2 separate regions of the Homo sapiens genome follow, and region 1 is linked to region 2. The links are chromatin loops, found by intact Hi-C in ENCODE. Cell type or tissue: Calu3. All regions are shown on one strand. Each heading gives the region's core, and the rest is flanking DNA. Links, peaks and the distances in the headings are about the cores only.

Region 1 (10,504 bases), core at 959-8,958, 58 kb after region 2:
CTGAGTGGTTCTGGGTTCTGGTCTCTCATGAAGCTGCAGTCTTCTGGAGATTTGTTTGGGGCTGGAGGATCTGATTCCAAGATGTTGCACCCACGTGGATTGCACATTCATGTTGGCTGTTAGCAAAAAATCCCTCAGTTCCTCACCATGTGGACCTCAGATAAATCTGCTTGAGTGTTCTCACAACATGGCAGCTGGCTTCTTCCAGAGCAAGTGATCCAAGACAGAAAGAGCAAAGTGGAAGCTGCCATGTCTTTTGTGATGTAGTCTTAGAAGTCACACTTCATCATTTCTGCAATATCCTAACGGTTATACATAGATTAGCCCTATTCATCCCTATTGAATGTGGGGTGGGGGCTATATATATAATGGCATAAATTTCAGAATGAAAGAATCATTGGGAGCCATCTTGAAAGTCTACTACTACAAGTAACCTATAAGAGAAAGAAATTATTGAATGAACATCTTTAAGTGGGGTGATATGCATTCTTAAATGGTTAAAAGCATGACAATTTTTTAAAGACTATACTACCATTTTTTTTCCAAAAGCAGGAGCAAAATGCTAGGGTCTCAATTTGCCCTTTCTTTCAACAAATATTTGTTGAGCACCTATGTTGTGCCACCAGTTTGCTTAGGATCTTTGCACTGGGAGCCCTGCTAGAGAAACATATTGCAGGTGCACAGTCAGAAACCAGATAGACAAGACCAGGAAGAAGTACTGCCTTGATTCATAACCAGACCTGAATATTTGTCATTCATCCTAGTAATAAGTAGGAGCCTCAAGTAATTGCACTGGCCTGAACAGCACTTCCAGCCTTTGTTTGTTGGTTGGATAATGACTTCATTTCATGTGCTCTAGTAAACCGATTGACTGTCCTCTCCCACCTCTCTCTCTGATCATAATTCTTTCTGTGCCCATTTCATTCAGAGACGTGTGCCCTCCAAACCACACTCCCCACATTTATCAAAGCTAAATAGCTTCCTGATGCCTTCCCCCATATTTCTAAAAGCAAGCTCCTCTTACCTTACACAGAGAGACTAAGTTGAACAGGAAACTTAATTAATACACAATTTATCTTTTCCTTCAGGTTATTTATTTCTCAGTCAAAACTCTTGGTTGCCTGCAAGAAACGGATGCTGGCCCTGTTAAGCATAAGGGAATTTATTGGAAGGACACGAGAGTTCTCAGCATTGATAGGTAGCTTGAAAACCAAGCTTAGGAAAGAGATGAGAACCAAGGGCTTTTTCTGGTGCCAGGCACCAGTGTGCCACTGCGGCCACTGTGATAAGGCACCTTCAATTGATCCTCTTGTCCTTGCTTCACACCTACAATATTCAAAGTTTTGGGAAATAACATCCAATTGGCTTGGCCAAGGCTCTGGGTTTCATAGGTGGGAAGTAGCAAGACCTGACTCATTTTGTTGTCAACAACAACAAGAAAAGGAGGGAAGGAAGGAAGGAAGGAAGAGAAAGAGAAAGAGAAAGAAAAAGGGCAAATGTTTTTACACATTTACTAAATGGCTCTTGTTGATTTGTTTCCAAGCCATTCAAACTGAACCTTTCCGTTACCCAAGGAAGAGTCAATTACTTCATACTCCTCAGGATCCACCCAAAGCTTGTATTTTCCATAAACAAGCTCCCCAAATTGGCAAACACTCACAAGAAGTGCTTTAATTGGATATTCTGTTAATTTACCAATAATCATCTTTGAATGCCATTTATTACAGAAAATTAGATGAATTTAGCACGAACAGAAAAATATTGATTGCCACCCTCTGAATTTTTAATATGAGTGTTTGATTTATAAATTAATCCTTCATTTTGTTAATTAGAGCAAAGAGGCAGTCTCCAAACCCGGGCTATGGTGCTGAGCATTATTGTAACTTTCATCAGCAATTTTAGTTAAGAATGATTTATTAAAATGAATTTCTTGTCTGGTTCAGGTTTTGTGTCTTGCTGTAGCAAGCAGCCTCATGCTTGCCAGGTTTGTGGTTATGTTTTTATAACTCTTTCTTCAGTCCTTCATTCTCAACCTACCTGCCCATTTTGGTTGGCTTTATTCCAAGCATTTTTCCAGAGGGTTAACCTGGTTGACCTCTACTTTGCCCCAGGATCCTGTAACATCTTTCAGAAGAGTGTTGGGTTTTAAATGACTCAAAGGGCCTCCGATTGTCCAAATGTCTATCCCCAAAACCTAGACCCCGCTTGGTAAGTAGCAGAAGTGCAGGTAATTACTGGATTGACATGCACTCACCTGCACACCTTTTAAACTTCACAGGAACTAGACCCAGTCCACAGCCCAAGCACGTTAATTGGATTGGGCTGCACTACGCCTCTTGCCAGTGATCATTTTAGGCATTACCATGTGTCACCATTCTGGGCAGTAAGAAATCAGGAGAAGCTGCTAAGGTAGGGGGCAAGAGGAGACACTTCTGTAAAAAATTTAACTTGCTGAGAAAAAGAAACTGAAGGAAGAAATAGTCCATTTATCTACCCCATACACACATTGTTTTTTTTTATAAAAATGGTTGTCAATGATTGAAAGAGTGAGAAAGTGAACAGACCCTGTCTTAGTTTGTTTGGGTTTCTATAGCAAAGTACCATAACTGGGGAGCTTATGAGCAACAGAAAATTATTTCTCACAGTTCTGGAGGCTGGAAAAGTCCAAGATCAAGAGGCCAGCAGATTCAGTGTCTGGTGAGAGACCATATTCTGGTTCATAGATGGCACCTTCTTGCTGTGTCCTCACACGGCGGAAGAGATAAGAGGTCTTTCTTGGGCCTCTTTTGTAAGGGCTCTAATCCCATTCTTGAGGGCTCTGCCCTAATGACCTAATTATTTCCCAAAGCCCCCCCATCCCATTCCCCCAGCCTTGGGGTTTAGAATTTCAACCTATGAATTTTGGAAAAACACAAACATTCAGACCATAGCAAATGCTTTCAGTTTTTCAAGGATCTTCCACCATAAGTATCCTGCTTCATTTTTAAAATCACCCTGAGAAATGGAGAAAATATAGTCTGGTTGATTCACACTCAGGTCCTGGAGTTAAACAGAATCCTGTCTTTGCCATTAGCTAGCTGCGGTGATGTGAAACAAGTTAATTTACCTCTCTGATCCTCTGTTTCTTTATCAATAAAATAAGAACAATAAGATTCCCTATTTCATGGAGCTTACTTTGTGGTTGCCCTGTGAAGAGGGCAGGATCAACGACCCCCAACCCCGAATTGGTTCAAATATTGAAATTGATGATGTCACAAGTGCACCAAAAGTGGAGGAAAATATTTTTTACTCAGTTCATGAGTCTTTTTGGGAGGGTTTGGGAGGCACCCAAGTTGGTCTGAAAATGGCTCAAAGTGGCAGTGCCTTTGGTTTTTATTGTGGTTAGAAGATGGGGCTGGGATTTGAGTTCCTACAATCACACACAGCTTGACTTTTGCACAGCTTGACTTTTCCCACTGGTGCCAAGGGAGGGAGTATTTGGGCTTTCTTATCAGCTTGCCCAGACTTGGGGCAAAGGGAACGGGAATGGTGGAAGCTTGAAAACTGTCAGCAGTCAAACATAAAAAATGACATCTATGATAGAGTTGTTATGAGAAAATATCTGCCTAAAGCACTGAGCTCAGTGCAGTGTTACAGTAAGTGGTTAATAAACAAATTATTAATGTCATGATTGATTTAATCATTTTCAGAAGCTTTTGCATCTATGACCTCATTTCCTCTGCATATTAACCCAAGAAATTGAGAGATCTGATCAGAAGTAGATCTGGTAAAATTAAAGCACTCAATGAGTGGTTGCTTCTGGCATCACTATCACCATTCCCATCATCACCATCATCATCAACTTTGTCATTATCACCATCACAATCATCACCACCACCACCACCATCATCACCAGCTTCATCATCAGCATCATCATAAGAATCAGATCATCACCACGATTACTTTTGCCACAATCATCATGAGCATCACCAACACCATGATTGCTATCACTACCACCAGTGTCCCATTGTTGTTACCATCATGATCATCATTATCACCATTGCCTTCATCACAATCTCCACCACCAGCATCATCACTAATATAAGATTTCTTTTAGATTATCCACCTTTTTGTGTAAAAAGTAAAGTAGAGGTTTCTCTTTTCTTCCCTGTCTAATTAGGTATAAATAGTAACTTCTCTTAGAAGCAAAATTTATTCAAAGACCTGTGCTAACATTCTTAGATATCTGCTAGCCATAATAAAGAAATCAATGTGCTTTGTGTTCTTAGCTCCCACAATTTAGCCTAAATATTTGCCCTGGCATGCTTATGCTGGTCCAAACAAGCATTAGGTCATAGCCTGTTCCTCTTCCTTATTTGGAGGGTTTTCACCTTTCCCAGCATTCCATAAGTTACTTCCTCCTTCCTTTGTTCTCCTCTGCCTTTGCCTCTTTAGAAAGTTCTAAGCTGCTAGCCAATCAGGACAAATACAGAATGTGAGGTTCCATTCCAGCCAATGGAAACCGGACACAGCAGTAGGGTGGACGTGTCAGGTTATAAATATCCATTTATATTTATATATATATGCTGGCCCACCAGCATCCATTCCTGCAGCAATTAGCTAAGACTGGAGGGTGGGCCATGTTCCCTTCAGGCCACCTTGCCCATTCATCATGGACTGAAAGAAAACTTCCTTTGAAAAGGGGTTGGGGGAGTTTCCCTGGAGGTGTTCAGGCAAGAAGGAAATGACCGTTAGAGGAAAAGATGGGCCTCTCTACTGTTGTTAATGGCTAAATAAATACACTGAAGTTGGCTCACAGCTGCAGTAACCACACCACCTGAGGAACCTGTTGGCCACAATGGAGGCTCTGTCATATGTGTAATGCCTAGACACCCACATAGATAAGTCCCAAAAACGTGTTGCAATGAAAAAGAACACAGCCAACACCATCAAAAGTGCTTTCACAAATAACTCAGCTCCTTTATTTGTATGATTTTGAGTACTTTGATGATGACACTCTTCACTGATATTCTTGAAATCCTGTTTTATAAACCTGTGCCATTCACTCTCTCATGACCCAGTTCTCTACATCTACCTCTCTCCACACACACAAAACCAAAGCCTCCTTCAGCCTCCTCCCTGACTGCCTCCTGTTATCTTGCCTCCCTTTTCTTCTTCATTCTCTCATCATGAAAGCCAGAGAACCCATCTGGCTGGGCCAGGCACTTCTCAGAGGGTGGAGTCAGGAAATGGGTTGCGATGGTTAATTTTATGTGTTAAGTTGGATGGGTCACAGTGCCCAGATAATTGTTCAAACATTATTCTGGATGTTTCTGTGATGGTGTCTTTTTGGATTAGATTTACATTTAAATCGGTGGATCTTAAGTAAAGCAGATTACGCTCCCTAATGTGGATGGGCCTCTGGGCCTCATTTAGTCATTTGAAGGCTGTATGGAACAAAGACTGATTTCCCCTGCCCAAAAAGGATTCTGCCAGCAGACTGCCTTGGGTCTCACTGCAACTCTTCCCTGGACCTCCAGTCTGTGGTCTATCCTGGAGATTTTAGGCTTACCAGGCCTCCATAATAATGTAAGCCAGTTTCTGAAATTAAATCTCTCCCTCTATACACACATCCTGCTGCTTCTGCTTTTCTGGAGAGCCCTGACTAATTCATGGCCCAAGCCTGAATTCTCTTTTCTGGGCAGGGGACGAGGAAAGTCTGGTAATACATCTACAGTTAATTTTAATGACATCACAGGTAGAAAGATTCTGGAAACTGACTTTTTTTTTTTTTCCCCTCTGCAGGTGCAGATCATATTTTCTGCTTAGAGCAGATTCCTTCCTGGGCAGACATTGAGCACACAGCCAGCTGCAGTGGGCACCAGAGACATTGCGTCCTTTCTACTCTTCATGTCCTGATCCCAGTGATAATCTTTGAGGCCCCAGTCGGTGGTTCTTTTTTTTTTTTTTTTTTTGAGATGGAGTTTTGCTCTTTTGCCCAGGCTGGAGTGCAGTGGTGCGATCTCAGCTCACTGCAACCTCCACCCACCAGGTTTAAGTGATTCTCCTGCCTCAGCCTCCCGAGTACCTGGGATTATAGGCATCTGCCAGCATGTGCAGCTAATTTTTGTATTTTTGGTAGAGACAGGGTTTTGCCATGTTGGCCAGGCTGGTCTCAAACTCCTGGCCTCAGGTGATCCACCTGCCTCGGCCTCCCAAAGTGCTAGGATTACAGGCATGAGCCACCATGCCTGGCCCAGTAAGTGGTTTTTAATGAGGGTGATTTTGCCCCCTTTGGGTACATTTGGAATGTCTGGAGACATTTTTGATGATCATGCCTGGGAGGTGGATAGTGTTACCGGCATCTAGTGAGCAGAGGCCAGGGATGCTGCTATATATCCTAGTATAGGTACAAGCCCACTGCCACTCCCTAATGAAGAATTATCTAGCTCAAAATGTCAAAGGCACTTGAACCAGAGTGACTCCATCTTGAATAGGGACTCAGTAAAATGAGGCTGAGACCTGCTGGGCTGTATCCTCAGGAGGTTATGCATTTGTAGTCACAGGATGATAGGAGGTCACAAGATACAGGTCACAAAGATTCCACTGATAAAACAGGATGCAATAAAGAAGTCTGCCAAAATTTGCTAAAACCAAGATGGCAGCAAAAGTGATCTCTAGTCATTCTCACTGCTCATTATATGCTAATTATAATGCATTAACATGCTAAAAGACACTCCTACCAGCACCATGACAGTTTACAAATGCCACAGCAACATCCAGAAGTTACCCTATATGGCCTAAAAGGAAGAGGAACCCTTCATTCTGGGAAATCCCTGCCCCTTTCCTGGAAAACTCATGAATAATCCACTACTTATTTAGCATATAATCAAGAAATAACCATAAAATTAGCCAACCAGAAGCCCTCAGGGCTTTTCTGTCGATGGAGTAGTCATTCTTTTATTCTTTTGCTTTCTTAATAAACTTTCTTTCACTCTAGTCTGTGGACTTGCCCCAAATTCTTTCTTGTGTGAGATCCAAAACCCCTTTCTTGGGGTCTGGATCAGGTCCCCTTTCTGGTAACAAAAATGTCAATAGTGCTAAGGTTGAGAAACCCTAATTAAGGTAATTAAATAATAGATAAAAAAGACATTCCTTTCAATCCTACCTTCCAAAAAATGCACACACACTCTCTCTTTCCTTCTCTTTCTCTTTCTAAGATCACTTTGTAAGCTGAGAGAATTATGACAGAGACTGGAGCGACAGCATTTTATTTCACTGTATCTCTGTCCTTTAACACCTCAGTGCTCCCAGCCCCAGGCCTCTTGTGTCCCAGCATAAAATCTGTGAGATTTAAACATATACTATGAGATGCCTTATAAAACATACAGAATATGATCTGACAAGGTCCTTTGACAATGCCCTCTTTCGCACAAAATCTTCAGGCAGTAATTCAATTTCGAGGCTTTTCTCCTATTGAAATACGGTGTGTGACACTACCCAGGCCCTGGACTGCAGCACAATCTTCAGCACTGGGCATTTTTTTTCCTGGGTAATGGATTTTATTTCACCAAAAATAAGCATTAAAAGGCTTCCAAGGGGACACCATTGTGCTTACTGATTTTTTTTTTTCTTTGGAAAATGTGAGATGTTGCTGCATAATGACAATAATCATTAACTTTAGGTTTATTCTGGGGTTAATGAATTATTATAGTGCAGTGAAAAATTATTCTCCAATAAATGTTGAATTCCATTTTTTCTGAAACTTCTCTCTCTTTTTTTTATATGTTTGGTATTTTTGTCTTTTCCATTAAAGATGTGCAGATTTCAGATGAATAGAATTTGTCTGTGTTTTCTTTACCTGCTTCTGACTCTTAAAAAAATCCCATGTTAATTATTAAGCTGCATTGGGGAAAATAAATGATATTCAGTAGCTCTCCTATTCCTTAATAAGAGATTCTTGGTGAACTTAGTGGAAACGTATTTTTTAAAGCTAATAAGCTTTAAAAATTGGCCATTTCCACAAAATTTTCAAGTTCAACCTGATGGATTATAAGGCTTCTATCACCAATGTCAATCCTTCTTATATGGATTATTTATGACAATGGCAGGAAATAGATCTGTTGAGCTGATGGAACTGTTTCAGAAGGGCATTCAACACTAGCCAGATCCCTCTATTACACTGAAGCAGTCTCTGGGTGTGGGTCAAAGTTGTCAAAATGAGTTTGAGGACATGCACAGCTTTACTCATGGCTTCCCCCTCACCCACTTCCTGCCCCTGCTCTCCTGTCTGAGTTGTTATCATTGAATGCTTCTGCTGAAGAGTCAGGGGCCCGAAAATCAACTCCCAGGATAATACAACCAACACTCGTTCAACTATTGTTTACTTAGCACCTACTATGGGTCACATCCAGTGTGTAGAAATAGGGACACAGGAGTACAATATGAACCCTGGCCCCAAGGAGGTCACCACCTGTGTTCTCAGAATCTGTACAGCTCTAACCTTTAGCCCTAGGGTGCTGAGACAACACAAAGGACTGCATTGCCAGATCAGACTTGCAAGAATCAGATTTCATCTAGTATCAAACTGTACTGGCAATTTTAAGCGTATTAGTAATTGTGAGGCACAGGCCAAAGCACAGAGAGGGCCCAGTGAAGATCCCCAGATTCTCTCTTGCCACATTAGAATGCCCTCTCCTCCATTAACAAGTGAAATCTAAGCAATGGCAGTGGGAGAAACACACAAAAGAGGGCTCTTTTTGAGAAGTGAAGCTGGCTGGGCTTCTGGGTCAGGTGCGGACTTGGAGAACTTTTCTAACTAGCTAAAGGATTGTAAATGCATGAATCAGCACTCTGTGTCTAGCTAAAGGTTTGTAAACGCACCAATCAGAGCTCTGTGTCTAGCTAATTGGGTGGGGACTTGGAGAACTTTTCTGTCTAGCTAAAGGATTGTAAATGCACCAATCAGTGCTCTGTGTCTAGCTAAAGGTTTGTAAATGCACCAATCAGAACTCTGTAAAAATGGACCAGTCAGCCTCTGTAAAACGGACCAATCAGCACTCTGTAAAATGGACCAATCAGCAGGATGTGGGTGGGGCCAAATAAGGGAATAAAAGCAGGCCACCCCAGCCAGCAGAAGCAACCTGCTTGGGTCCCCTTCCATGCTGTGAAGCTTTGTTCTTTTGCTTTTTGCAATAAATCTTGTTGCTGCTCACTCGTTGGGTCTGCACTACCTTTATGAGCTGTAACACTCACAGTGAAGGTCTGCAGCTTCATTCCTGAAGCCAGTGAGACCATAAACCCACTGGGTGGAATGAACAACTCCTGACATGCCACCTTTAAGAGCTGTAACACTCACTGCGAAGGTCTGCAGCTTCACTCCTGAAATCAGCAAGACCACGCACCCACCAGAAGGAAGAAACTCTGGACACATCTGAACATCTGAAGGAACAAACTCCTGGTACACCATCTTTAAGAACTGTAACACTCACCCTGAGGGTCCGCAGCTTCATTCTTGAAGTCAGCAAGACCAAGAACCCACTGGAAGGAACCAATTCCGGACACATTTTGATCATGAGGCATCTCCATTTGATATTTCAAAAATTACAAAGGTTATATGACATTTTCCAGGAAGACATGCCCCAAAAATCCATGGATCCCACATTTGTTTGCCATGAGTAACTCAGACACTCAGGTATACCTTGCCAAAATCATTCCATGGGTAAGAACTCTCCCCTAGTAAATACCGTCAGTGTGTTTTCCAGAAGGTCTGTCATTATTAGCATGTTTAGAAGAAAATCTGATCAAGTACTTCCCTTTCTTTCCCAAAGCATTCCTTGTAGAGGGAAAGAATGGATTGCAGGCCTACTGCTGGCTCTGTCCTCCCCAGGTGCCATGATTGACTAGCAATGTCTGCCATAGCTGGTTGTGGAGGGGGTTGGAGGGTAGGAGAGCAAGTGTGTGCCTCCAAGCAACCCTGACCAGGCTTTGAGAGAGCAGTGAGTTGCTGAAGGTAACTCGCTTTGAGGCCTTGAGAGAGCAGTGAGTTGCTAAAGGTGATACCAGGGTGTGGTTAGAGAAAAGACTCAAACTCAGGACCCTAAACTCTAGGACTTTTCATTGATATTCTTACATATCATAATGATAACTAGAACAGACTCTGCAGTGAAAAAACCAGATATCCTTGACTTCTCACTAGCTATGATGTTGCCAAGTTCTTAGCCTTTAGATATTCAGAAGGGGAAAGGATATTATCAGTCCCTGTTTTTCCAGGACCTACTCTGAGCCAGATGCTAGACTAAGTGCTTCATACCTAGTATCTGATTTAATACTCCCTGCAACTCTATGGAGTGGGTCCTGTTGTTATTCTCATTTTACAGATGAGGAAACTGAGGCTGAGAGAGGTTAAGTGACTTACCCAAGGTCACATATCTTACGTGTGCAGAGGGGATAGTAAAGGCCACACTGTTTACCAGGGTGTCTCAGTCATGCATTTGGCTAGATTAGAGGGGCTGCCTTTCCAAAA
Region 2 (10,504 bases), core at 803-8,802:
TTTCCCCAACTTGCCCTGACCTTTGTCCCAGAAGTGGCCCTTACAGCCAGTTCTTAGAAAACTCTGTTTTCTAAGAACAGAGGCAGAGAGGAGGTCTGGCTGGGGCTAGACCACCTGGTCCTTACCTGACCCTGTAAGTCCACTCCCTCCTGAAACGTGTCCCTACTTCAGGCTTGGCGGCCCTCTGGCCTCCTGTTTAAGTGTGTGTCCTGCAGGAGATGCAGGGTTATCAAGGCCATGGATTCCCTTGTGGTCTCCCTGCCTCCAGCCCCCCTACTCCAAGCTGGAGGGAGGTTTCTGGAGTGCATGCCTGGCCCCTCACACACTGCTCAAAGCCTTTCCGTGGCTCCCTACTGCTCTCGGCTTCCAGTCACACTTCTTAGCAGGCTTGCTAGCTCCTCATCCTCTGGCCTTGCTGCTGTCCCCAGCCTTGCCTCTCTATGTTGCCCTGCAAACCTCTCTCCCTCCCTTTCCCTTCTCCTCCCTGCACTGTGTTGCCCCTGCCTGGAAAGAGCCTTCCCCAATTTTCTCCTGGCCAGCGCCCACAATCCTTCAGGCCTTAGCTGGCCATCAGCTCCCTCTGGAAGCCTCCCCTGAACCACCCGGGGTCTGTCCCCTGTTCTGCATCCCAGCTCTGCATCCCAGCTCCCATAGCTGTGCTTCCTGCCCCTCCAGAGAGGCTCACCACATTGAGATTGTTTGTGAGCCTCACGGATACCTACGGAGGCTGTGAAGCCAGGGCCTTTCTAGTTCTTGGCTGACCCCCAGTGTCCTGTACAGAGCCTGGCCCACAGTAGCTGCTGCCTGTATTTGTTGAATGAATGAATGAAGGTGTATACTCAGCATGTGATCTTGCACTGTCATTGGTTGTCCCCACATCCTCATTTGTGTTGGCTTAAGCAGAGAGGCTTTGAGGATCGGGTCATGTTTCACTCATGTTCCATAGGAGAAGTGTGTCCTCCTGAGATAGGAGCATGTGGCAGGGGCCTGGCTAGCTCTGCGGTTCTACAGCTCTGCGGGTCTTTGAGACCTTCTGTTCCCCCAGGCCAGCCACGCTTCCCCTCCTGAGCTCTACGGGCATTCCTGCCATGAGGTAGGAGCTGAGCCAATGTTGGTTGAATGAATATGCCGCTACCCCCTACCCTCCCTGGTTCTGGGTGGGAACTGTCTGGGGATGGATATGCAACTCACCATTCACCAGGGCGATGTTTAGGCCTCTGCCCACATTGTTTTTCACAGGACTCATGATCCTGAAGACAATGAAGAAGAAATATGACAGTCGGTCCCGAGTGTGGAATGAACACTCTGCTCTCCCAGCTGGGGAACTCCGTGAGGACCCACATAAGCAATGCAGAAGCATTGGGAAACACATGCAATAACTGGGGCCATCTGTTTTCTCCTGAAAACTAGTGGTGGGCTGGATTCTCTGAAGAGTTTCTCAAGGCATGTTGGACCAGAACAACCTGCTCAGAGAAGAGGCAAGGTCCCTGCCTGGGCCTCTGAGGTGTTGGAGGTGGGGCCAGCCCACCCCCAGGCCGTGAGGCCTGGCTGCTGGAAGGAGGCAGGACCCAGAAGGTTGCTGCCATCCTGGGGTGTCTGAGTCCCCATGTGGCCCAGCTGTGTTCCTGCTGGCCCGGCATCCACACCCTTGTCTCTGGATGTGCGGTGGGAGAATTGTCTTTCTCCACGAACAGGCCAGGTGGTTCCTGGGATTGACCTCTCTCTCCCAGGTGTGGACAAGCAGAGCATCCTACGTCCCCAGCTACAGCGACTGGCTGATATGGTTTGGCTGTGTCCCCACCCAAAGCTCATCTTGAATTCCCACGTGTTGTGGGAGGGACCCAGTGGGAGGTAATTGAATCATGGGGGCAGGTCTTTCCTGTGCTGTTCTCATGATAGTGAGTAAATCTCACAAGATCTAATGGTTTTATAAGGAGGCTGCACAAGCTCTTTCTCTGCCTGCTGCCAACCATGTAAGATGTGACTTGCTCCTCCTTTGCCTTCCACCATGATTATGAGGCTTCTCCTGCCACATGGAACTGTGAGTCCATTAAAATCTTTTTCCTGGATAAATTACCTAGTCTCGGGTATGTCTTTATCAGCAGCGTGAAAACGGACTAATACGCTGGGCTAGGCTTGGTCATGTGACCCAGGCCAATCAATGAAATACAGGCTTGGGACTTTTGCAGGGATAATTTAGACAGGAAGGCTCTTTTCCCATTAGGGTGCTAGGCTGGGCTAATATGTCAAACCAGCTGGTGGTCTCCCTCTTTAACCACATGGAGAAATCCCTTGCAAGTAGAAAAAAAAAAGCAAAGCTATTAGACAGAGGAGGGTAGAGCTGAAGATGGGGTGATAGACAGCCCTGATGACATTGTTTGAATCCCTGGATCCAGGTGGTCCTGAAGCCTGCCTACCACCCCTGGTCTTTTAGGTATTTGAACCCATCACTTCCTTGTTTTGCTTAAACAAACTGTGGTTAGGTTCAGAATCCTGGTTTAAACACCCGTCCCTGAGTTCTTTCATAGGTTGCACTTGCTGTCCCAGGGCCTTTACTGTCTAGGTTGGATGATAGGTACACAGCCTTTCTCCTGTACTGGGGTGGAAGCCCTGGTGCCTGCTATATCTGGGCTTTGATGCCTGGGTCAGGATCTTGAAACTTCTCTGCAGGCATTTCCTTTCATGGGAAGCCCAGCAACTTGGCTGTTAGACTTGAGGTCAAATCCTGGTCCTGCCACTGGGCAGGTGACCCTGTCTGCACCCCACTATCCTCATCTTTACATTCTCCTGGGGATAATATCCCCACCTCCCAGGATGTCGGGGGAATGAATGAGAGATGCTGTGAAGCACCAGGCAAGGTGCTGGTGGATGTGGGAGCTGTTTCAATTATTGTTATTTGTGCCTCACACACCCAGAGTGAAAGGGAAGCTGTGGGCTGGTCTCACAGGCCAGCCCCTGCAGCCTCTGAGTTTTTTAATGAATGAATGAAATAAAATAAAATAAAATAAAATAAACATAGTTGTGTCTTAGGTACTTACATGCGGTCTTCAAAGCACATAGTAGGGCCCACGACGTTGGCGGCCCCACTGCAGATTTTAAACGCAAAGTAGTTGGCTGGGCAGGGCTTGATGAGGCCACACTTGTACTTTTTAACCTCTGGGGAGGAAAGAGACCAGCCTTGGTGGGCAGAAGCTCAGGAGGTACTTGGGGGAGAAGGAGGGGAGGGCCAGGGCTAGGGCCAGGGCGCAGCTTGGGATGAAGCTCAGAGCCTCTTTCTGGGGGAGCCTTCGCTGATTGCAAAGTCTGGGAGATGTGCCCTTCTGGGCTCCACAGTGCCTCCAACAGCCCCCACCAGAGCACACAGGACCAGCCCAGAATGAATTTTTGGGCTTCCCTTCACAGCTCCAGCCACAGCAGGGCACCCTTGGTAAATGTAACCAGAGTAAACCTGAGTCACTATGACGAAGGGACTCTCCTGAGAACCTCTCGTTTGGGCCATGGCAGCCTTCTGAGTCCCCAGAGGCCCCTGTTGAGAACTCCCAGGGACCCTGGCGGGGTGAGTGGGAGCACTTCTGTCTAGCCAGGTTCCCTTGGGCAAATTCTCAACCTCCTTGCACCTCATCTTATCTGCAAAATGGGGTATCTGTGGTGCCTCCCCCACTGGGTTCTTGTGAGGAATACATGAGTGTGGTTTAATGCTCAGTACACATTGGCTATTCTTCTCATCATTCATTCATTTATCACTCATTTACTGAGCATCTACTAAGTGCCTGATGCTGGAATACAACAGAGAACAGGCAGACGGTTCCGGTTCTCCCACTGGGAGCTCAGCACGGTGTTGGGAGCCCACTGGGTACTCACTAAGTGGCACCTCTGGTGATGCTGGCTGTTCCTAAGACCTGCATCTTCTCCATGCAGCCTTCACAGGGTAAATTGGGGAGGTCCATGCCTGGGGGGAGATGCTGGTGGGACCTAAAGATGTGGCTGAGCGGCTGAGCCCTCAACGTGCTCTGTGAGTTCTGGGATGACACCCGCCCTTGCAGCCTGGCATGTTCTAATTCATCCTAATGTGTGCTTTTTAGCACCCGCTGACAGTTTGGAAGGCAGCATTAAGGAGGACTGGGTAAACATGGATTTGGAGAATGCTCATCTGCAAAGGGAAAACGGGGGTTGGGCAGCCTTTCCCTCCCCAGCCCCTGTGCCAGGCATCTGGCCAAGGTCTGCCAGTGTGTGCTTTGGAGCAAAGCTGCAGGCTCCTTAAGGAAGCTTGCACATGCCAAGACCTTGCTGCATGCAAGGCACTGGGGCCAGGACTTTGTGTTTATTATCTTATTGACTCATCCTGAAAACTCCTGTGTCTGGCACATAGTAGGCAGTGGGTAGTCTTCACTGCATAACATGTACAATATTTGGGCCAGGCTACACCTGAGGCTGGTAGGGACCATGAGGTTTCCAGGGCCCTCCCTGGTCTATAGGGAGCTTTTAGGTGAATCAGGAAAATGCACCCCTCTGGAGGGGCACAACCCACTGGTGCCAGGCTTGGTGAGCACCTTTGAGTAGGTAAAGGTGCCCCTTCTAGGAGCAAATGCAGCCCACACCAGGGAACCCTGCTGGCTTGGTTTCCCTCCACTGAGCAGGCAACCCTGGGAATCTGAGAGGAAATGCCTGTCCAGGGCTCCCCCTCTCCTGGTTTCAGCACACACATGTGATGGGTGGAACTGAACTCAAACCATGACATTGTCACCCAGAGAGTGGGCAGTGGGCAGAGGCATCCGTGAAGGGCTGTTCAGGAGAGAGTGGGTATCCAAGCCTGTGGCTTAGGGGAGAGAGGGCCGGGCTGGGGGTGGACCAACTCCCCTTCTCCTCCTTCTGGGCAGGATCCCTATGAAGGGGCCCAGCCCCCACCTATGGGATTGGCTGAGGAGTGATGCTGGGGAGGGAAGCCAGGGCATGGCTCCTGGTCTCCTACAGCCTTGGGGCCCCACCTCCAGCCACATGCACCCCTCACCCGGGGATCTCACCTATGCAGGGAGATCATTCCCAGCCCTGGGGACCACTTCTGGTGTTTGCCCAGAGCCTAATCAATTGCAGCTAAGTCTGATAAACCTGATGTCAACAGGCTGGCTTAAGCAGGCTTTTCCAGCATTGATTTTCTGACCATCCAGCCTTCACAGTCACGCTGCTGGATGAAGGGAGATGAGGCCAAGGGGGCCTCAGCCTCTGGGAGGCAGGAGATTTGCTCTCTGGGTTCTGGCATAGAAGGCTGCTCCCATCAGCTGCCTCAATCCCTGAGGCCCAACCCCCCCGGGAACCCTTGTGCTGTTGCTCAGAGCATGGAACTGGTGTGCTACCAAGAGCACTGGGGCAGGGATTCATTCAGGAAATAGGCTGCTCTTTCATTAATCTGCTCTGTGGCTTGCCAGAAATTGCTCCCTTTATCTTTGCCAGCTGTGAAATCAGGAAGTTGGTTTAGATCAGGGTTGTCAAACAGGTTTCCTCTTAAATGTCAATGTGGACCTCCTGTTAAAGGCTTAATGATAAATCTCTCAAGGCTGCCTATGGGCTTGGAGGGAAAGAATGCTGGGATTGATTGGTGATGTCTGCCATGGGAACAGGCAGGGTGGAAAACAGCATGTGTGCTTGAATTTGCTATCCCCCCAGCAGGTGATGTCTAAGTGTTTGATAGCAACAAGATGCTGTGACACTCTGTGTCCACTTCAGAATATGACTGAGGAGACTTCAGGGAGCTAGGGTTAAGGGTGTGGAGGTGAATGATTTGTGTTGCTTCATATTGTCTTTGCCTTCTGTAATCTCACAGTGTACTGGGGCACCCATGTCCTTCTTAGCCAGGCAAAATCCTATTTTGGGAGCCACAGCCCTCTTCAGAGTCACCACCATGTTGAGAAGGAAATGGAGAGGGCCTGGAGGTGCTGCCTCTTGCAAAGAGGGGTTGAGGGGGTGGGCTCTGGACTAGATGGTGGAGGGGGTTTGACTTCTGCCTCACCACTTACAGCTGTGTGACCCTGGCCAAAAGATTTCACTTCTCGGTGCCTTAGTTTCCTTACCTATAAAAGGGGCTACTTATAGCACCAACATAGGGTTGTATGTAGGATTGCATGAGATGCCTGTGAAGTTCTGAATCCAGTGCCTGGCACATAATAGACACTCAATCATCGTTACTAGTACCATCATCACAGCTCTCCCTCCCCTTCCTTGTCCTGACTCTCTAGCCAAGGACTCCACTGGAGCATTCTTGCCTTTAGGCCTTTGCAGAGGGGATACCTCCTCCCTGAGGCCTTGCAGGGGGTGCCCCTCCTGGAACCCAGAGCACTTTCTCCACTTCTCTTAGGCAGGTCTGGCATTTCCACCCCAACAGACAATCAGCACCCACTTCTGTTTGTCTCTGGGGCCCCTGTAGTGCCTGATGTGGTCTCTGGCACTTTGCAGCAGGAACCCTGAGCCAAGCCTGGGGTCACTGCAATGGGGTTAAGGAGCACAGCCCTGGTCCTCGGGCTCCCAGCTGTGTGGGGTTGTCAGAGACAGGGGGCAGGGGCAGGGTTCGGTCCAGACTGCAGCAGGGGTACTGGAGAAGGGGCAGAGTTGAACTGTGTCTCTACAGTCTGAATGACTGAGAGGGGGGCCACCCCTGCCACAGGGCTTAGAGGCTTCAGAAGGCACCATTGGGCCATGGGAGGAGAGGACTGGGAAGAATCAGGAAGCCCAGGTTTCTCTGGCACCTGCAGGGCTCAGAGCAGGGGCCCTGGGCCTTGTTGCCCTAGGGCAAATGGGAGCAGGGGGTGAGTGGATGAGGTCGGGGGAGGTGTGGGGCTGCACAGATACTCACGGATCTCCTTGGTGGGCGAGGCTGCTGGAGAGAAGACAGAATCTGGTTAGAGGAAAAGCACTTCGGACCCTCCTGCAGGATGGAGGTTGGGGGCTGGGGGCTGGGGAGTGGGAATAAGGGGATTTAAATTGGCGCCATTGAAATGAACTAAAAATGCCTTGCCACTGTCACCCCTTCACACACATACATACACACACAGCACACATATACACAGATACACATGTGTACACACACGCACACACATATACACATGCACACACACACACATGCAGATATATGTGACACTCATGTATGCATAGAGACACACAGGTATGGTCACATATACAGACACACATGTGTGCACACACAGACGTGTACACACACGCAGACATACACATGTGTGTGCATATACACACATACACTTGTACAAGACACACACACGACTCTCCCTTGGTTCAAAAGAAGCTGGGCTGTTTGAGACCATTAGAGTTTGTGCCCTAGTTCCTAGTATATGACTGCATGAGACATTTAACCTCCCTGGGCCTCAGTTTCCTTGACAGCACATGTAGATGGCATGTGTGATGACAGCCACCCTCACAGGGCCATGGAGGGGACCCAGTGAGATCACTGTGTGAGGGCCAAGCCCGGTGCCTGGCCCCTGGGCCCCAGTGAAGGGTAGAGTTGTGCTGCTGTGGGTGTTTGGCCCATATTGGGGTGTCTCTTTCCTGACTGCCCACAGTGCATATTGTCTGCACTGGCTCTAGGGCCCTTGGCCACTTCCTGAAATCTTATACCATATCCTAGTTGTTTCTGTGGTTCTACATCGTATCTCCCACCACGCCAGCAGTGACGCCTGGAGGACAGGGCCTCCAGAGGAAGCAGAAATCCTAGGGGAAGAAACTCTCCTTTTTTGGGGGAACCCCCCCCAACACTTACACGCTTTCCATTTGGTTCTCAGGGGCTGTCCATCTGGAAATGTCCCTACCCCTTGCCTCCAAGGCCCCAGGAGTGGCATGAGACCCAAGCTGGGTCAATCATACTATTACATTTCTCTGGAGACAGAGCCCTTCCCTACTTCCCTATGTTGATACATAGTTGGTGGGGGCAGGGGGAGAGGGAGAGACAGAGAGAGAGAGAGAAAGTGCTTTTTCAGCCAAGGGAGAAGATAAGCATCGGGAGAGGAGCCATCGTGCCTGCCTTAGAGAGAAAGCTGCCCATGGAATGAGGCCCTAATCTGTTGAGGTCAAGTAGCAACAAGCAAAGCCCAGGGATGTAGAAAGAAGAGAGACCAGCTCTGGGGACTTCATGGGAGACTCCTGGATTCAGCCACACCTGAAGCCACAAGATGCCCATAGTGGACGATCAAGACCTCATGTTTTGTTGAAACCAGTTAAAGTTGAGTTGGTCACTCTCATCTTTTTATTTTTTATTTTTATTTTTTTGAGACAGAGTCTCGCTCCGTCGCCCAGGCTGGAGTGCAGTGGCGCGATCTCGGCTCACTGCAAGCTCCGCCTCCCGGGTTCACGCCATTCTCCTGCCTCAACCTCCCAAGTAGCTGGGACTACAGGCGCCCGCCACCACGCCCGGCTAATTTTTTGTACTTTTAGTAGAGATGGGGTTTCACCGTGTTAGCCAGGATGGTCTCCATCTCCTGACCTCGTGATCTGCCCGCCTCGGCATCCCAAAGTGCTGGGATTACAGGCGTGAGCCACCGTGCCCGGCTGGTCACTCTTATCCGAAAGAACTCTGATTAACTTTCTAGGCACAGGGGTTCTTAATCTGGTTTCTGTGCCATGATTCCCTTTGGTGGTTTGGAAAAGCCCATGAACTCCTCTCAGAATAAAATTATTCTCACTTCCCTTGAGACACTTATCACTTTATACTCCAACAGACTGTGTTATTAAATGCATAAAGTAAAATAGATTGGAAACCAATTATATATCAATATAATAGTAAAAACAAAAACCAAATTTGTGCTATAGTAATATATGTGCTTCTATATCAGTGCATTAAATAATAAAATGAGGGTATGTGCACTCAGGTTAGGAACCTCTGAAGTAAATGAAAATTACTCCCTTCAGTGCTGAAACATCAATGGTTTTTACTGGCCATCTTTCCCACTGGTTACATTTCCTGCCATTGTAAACATTTCCTGAGACTCTGCATCATGTTAATGCACTTTCATTTTTCCACATGCTGTAATGAAGTCTGTTTCTTTCTCTGACTCAGACCATGAGCAGGGCCACATGTTCCTCATTGAGGGTCCCTGGGGCCAAACACAGAGTTCAAAACCCAGCAGTCACTTAATGATGGTTGGTTGGAGATGTTGGCTTGTCAAACCCCAGGTAGTTGAGTACTGAGAGAGAAATAATTACTGGGTCTCTTTTCAATTACTGCCCCTCTCCCACCTCGGACTGGGGCACTCTTCTCTAGAGGACACCCCTGAGCCTCCTACACTGACTTGGGCCCCTCACCTTTGAGGCCATTAGTGCAGCCACATCACTGTCTAGTTTGTAAAAGCAGCGATCCTGGGTGGGGGTGGGGGGCGCGGGGGTGGGGACACTTGGCCACTAAGCATCTATATAAACTTCTAAATCATCTCAGCATGGGCTGTGGAACATGCTTGACAAGAAGCAAACAAGGTAAGGGATCGCAGACACTCCACTGTGGGGTCATGTTCAAGAAGGAGTGACTGGTTTACTTGCTGCCTTAGGAAGCTGGGAGAGGCTCAGGTCACTGATGTTTGTGATGATGTCAATGTACATGGTTCTTGGTCTTCAAGCGGGATGAATCCAGAGATATAAATCCCTTCCCTTCACTTCTTCCTTTGATCAGAAAGGATATGAATCTGGGAGACCTGGGTTCCCGTTCTTGTTCTAATATCTCCAAGAGGAACTTGGGTGAGTTTTTAAATCTCCTCAAGCTTCTGTTTTCTCAGAACACATGTGAAACCACATCAAGGATTGTGCTTGAGTCCATTCCACAACCACACCATAGATCACTCTGTGGAACATTTGTGCAGGTTAAATGAGACTATGCATGTAAAGCAGCTAGCATCCAGCATCCTTCCACCTGTCCATCCATTCATTCATTCATTCATTCATCTATCCACCCACCCACCCACCATCTACCCATCTAGCCATCCACCCATCCATCTACTCACTCATCCCTTCTCCACCCACTCATCCATCCATCCACCCTTCCCTCCATCTACCCATCTACCCATCCACCCATCCATCTACTCACTCATCCCTTCTCCACCCACTCATCCATCCATCCACCCTTCCCTCCATCTACCCATCTACCCATCCACCCATCCATCTACCCACTCATCTGTTCTCCACCAACCCATCCATCTACTTATCCCTCCATCTATCCATCCAGCCATTCACACATTCACCCACTCACTCATCCATTCTCCACCCACTCATTCATTCGCCCATCTCTCCATTTGCCCATTCATCTGTCCATCTACTCATCCCTCCATCTACCCATCCAACCATCCATTTATCTATCCACCCACCCACTCAGCCATTCTTCACTCATCCATCCATCTGTCCATCCATCTGTCCATCCATCCATCCATCCATCCATCCATCCATCTCTCCATCTACCCATCCATCCATCTACTCATCCTTCCAACTACCCATCCATCCACCCACCCATTTATCCATCCATCCA

The links. A loop is a pair of places that touch in the nucleus more often than their neighbours do. Peaks named below come from ENCODE experiments on the same cell type or tissue, not always from the same donor. Only the 100,000 strongest peaks of a DNase experiment are listed, where the experiment ranks them.
Region 1: it touches region 2 in a loop (3-fold over the local background); 2 of 110 quality-filtered maps call a loop at or near these places.

The regions. Positions count from the first base shown.
Region 1 is chr3:58,700,138-58,710,641 of GRCh38, forward strand. It overlaps LOC105377109 (a long non-coding RNA gene), which reads left to right. Exons shown (of 3, transcript XR_940879.3): 3 at 5,785-5,947. Among named protein-coding and RNA genes, the nearest start is that of FAM3D, 39 kb to the left of the region's middle. In Calu3, for the core only: no CTCF peak of the experiment used is centred there; a DNase peak (open chromatin) is centred at 4,734.
Region 2 is chr3:58,642,471-58,652,974 of GRCh38, forward strand. It overlaps FAM3D (FAM3 metabolism regulating signaling molecule D), which reads right to left. Exons shown (of 10, transcript NM_138805.3): 4 at 6,845-6,868; 5 at 3,039-3,156; 6 at 1,192-1,250. Among named protein-coding and RNA genes, the nearest start is that of FAM3D, 19 kb to the right of the region's middle. RefSeq lists an enhancer at 6,624-7,123. In Calu3, for the core only: no CTCF peak of the experiment used is centred there; DNase peaks (open chromatin) are centred at 5,441 and 5,581.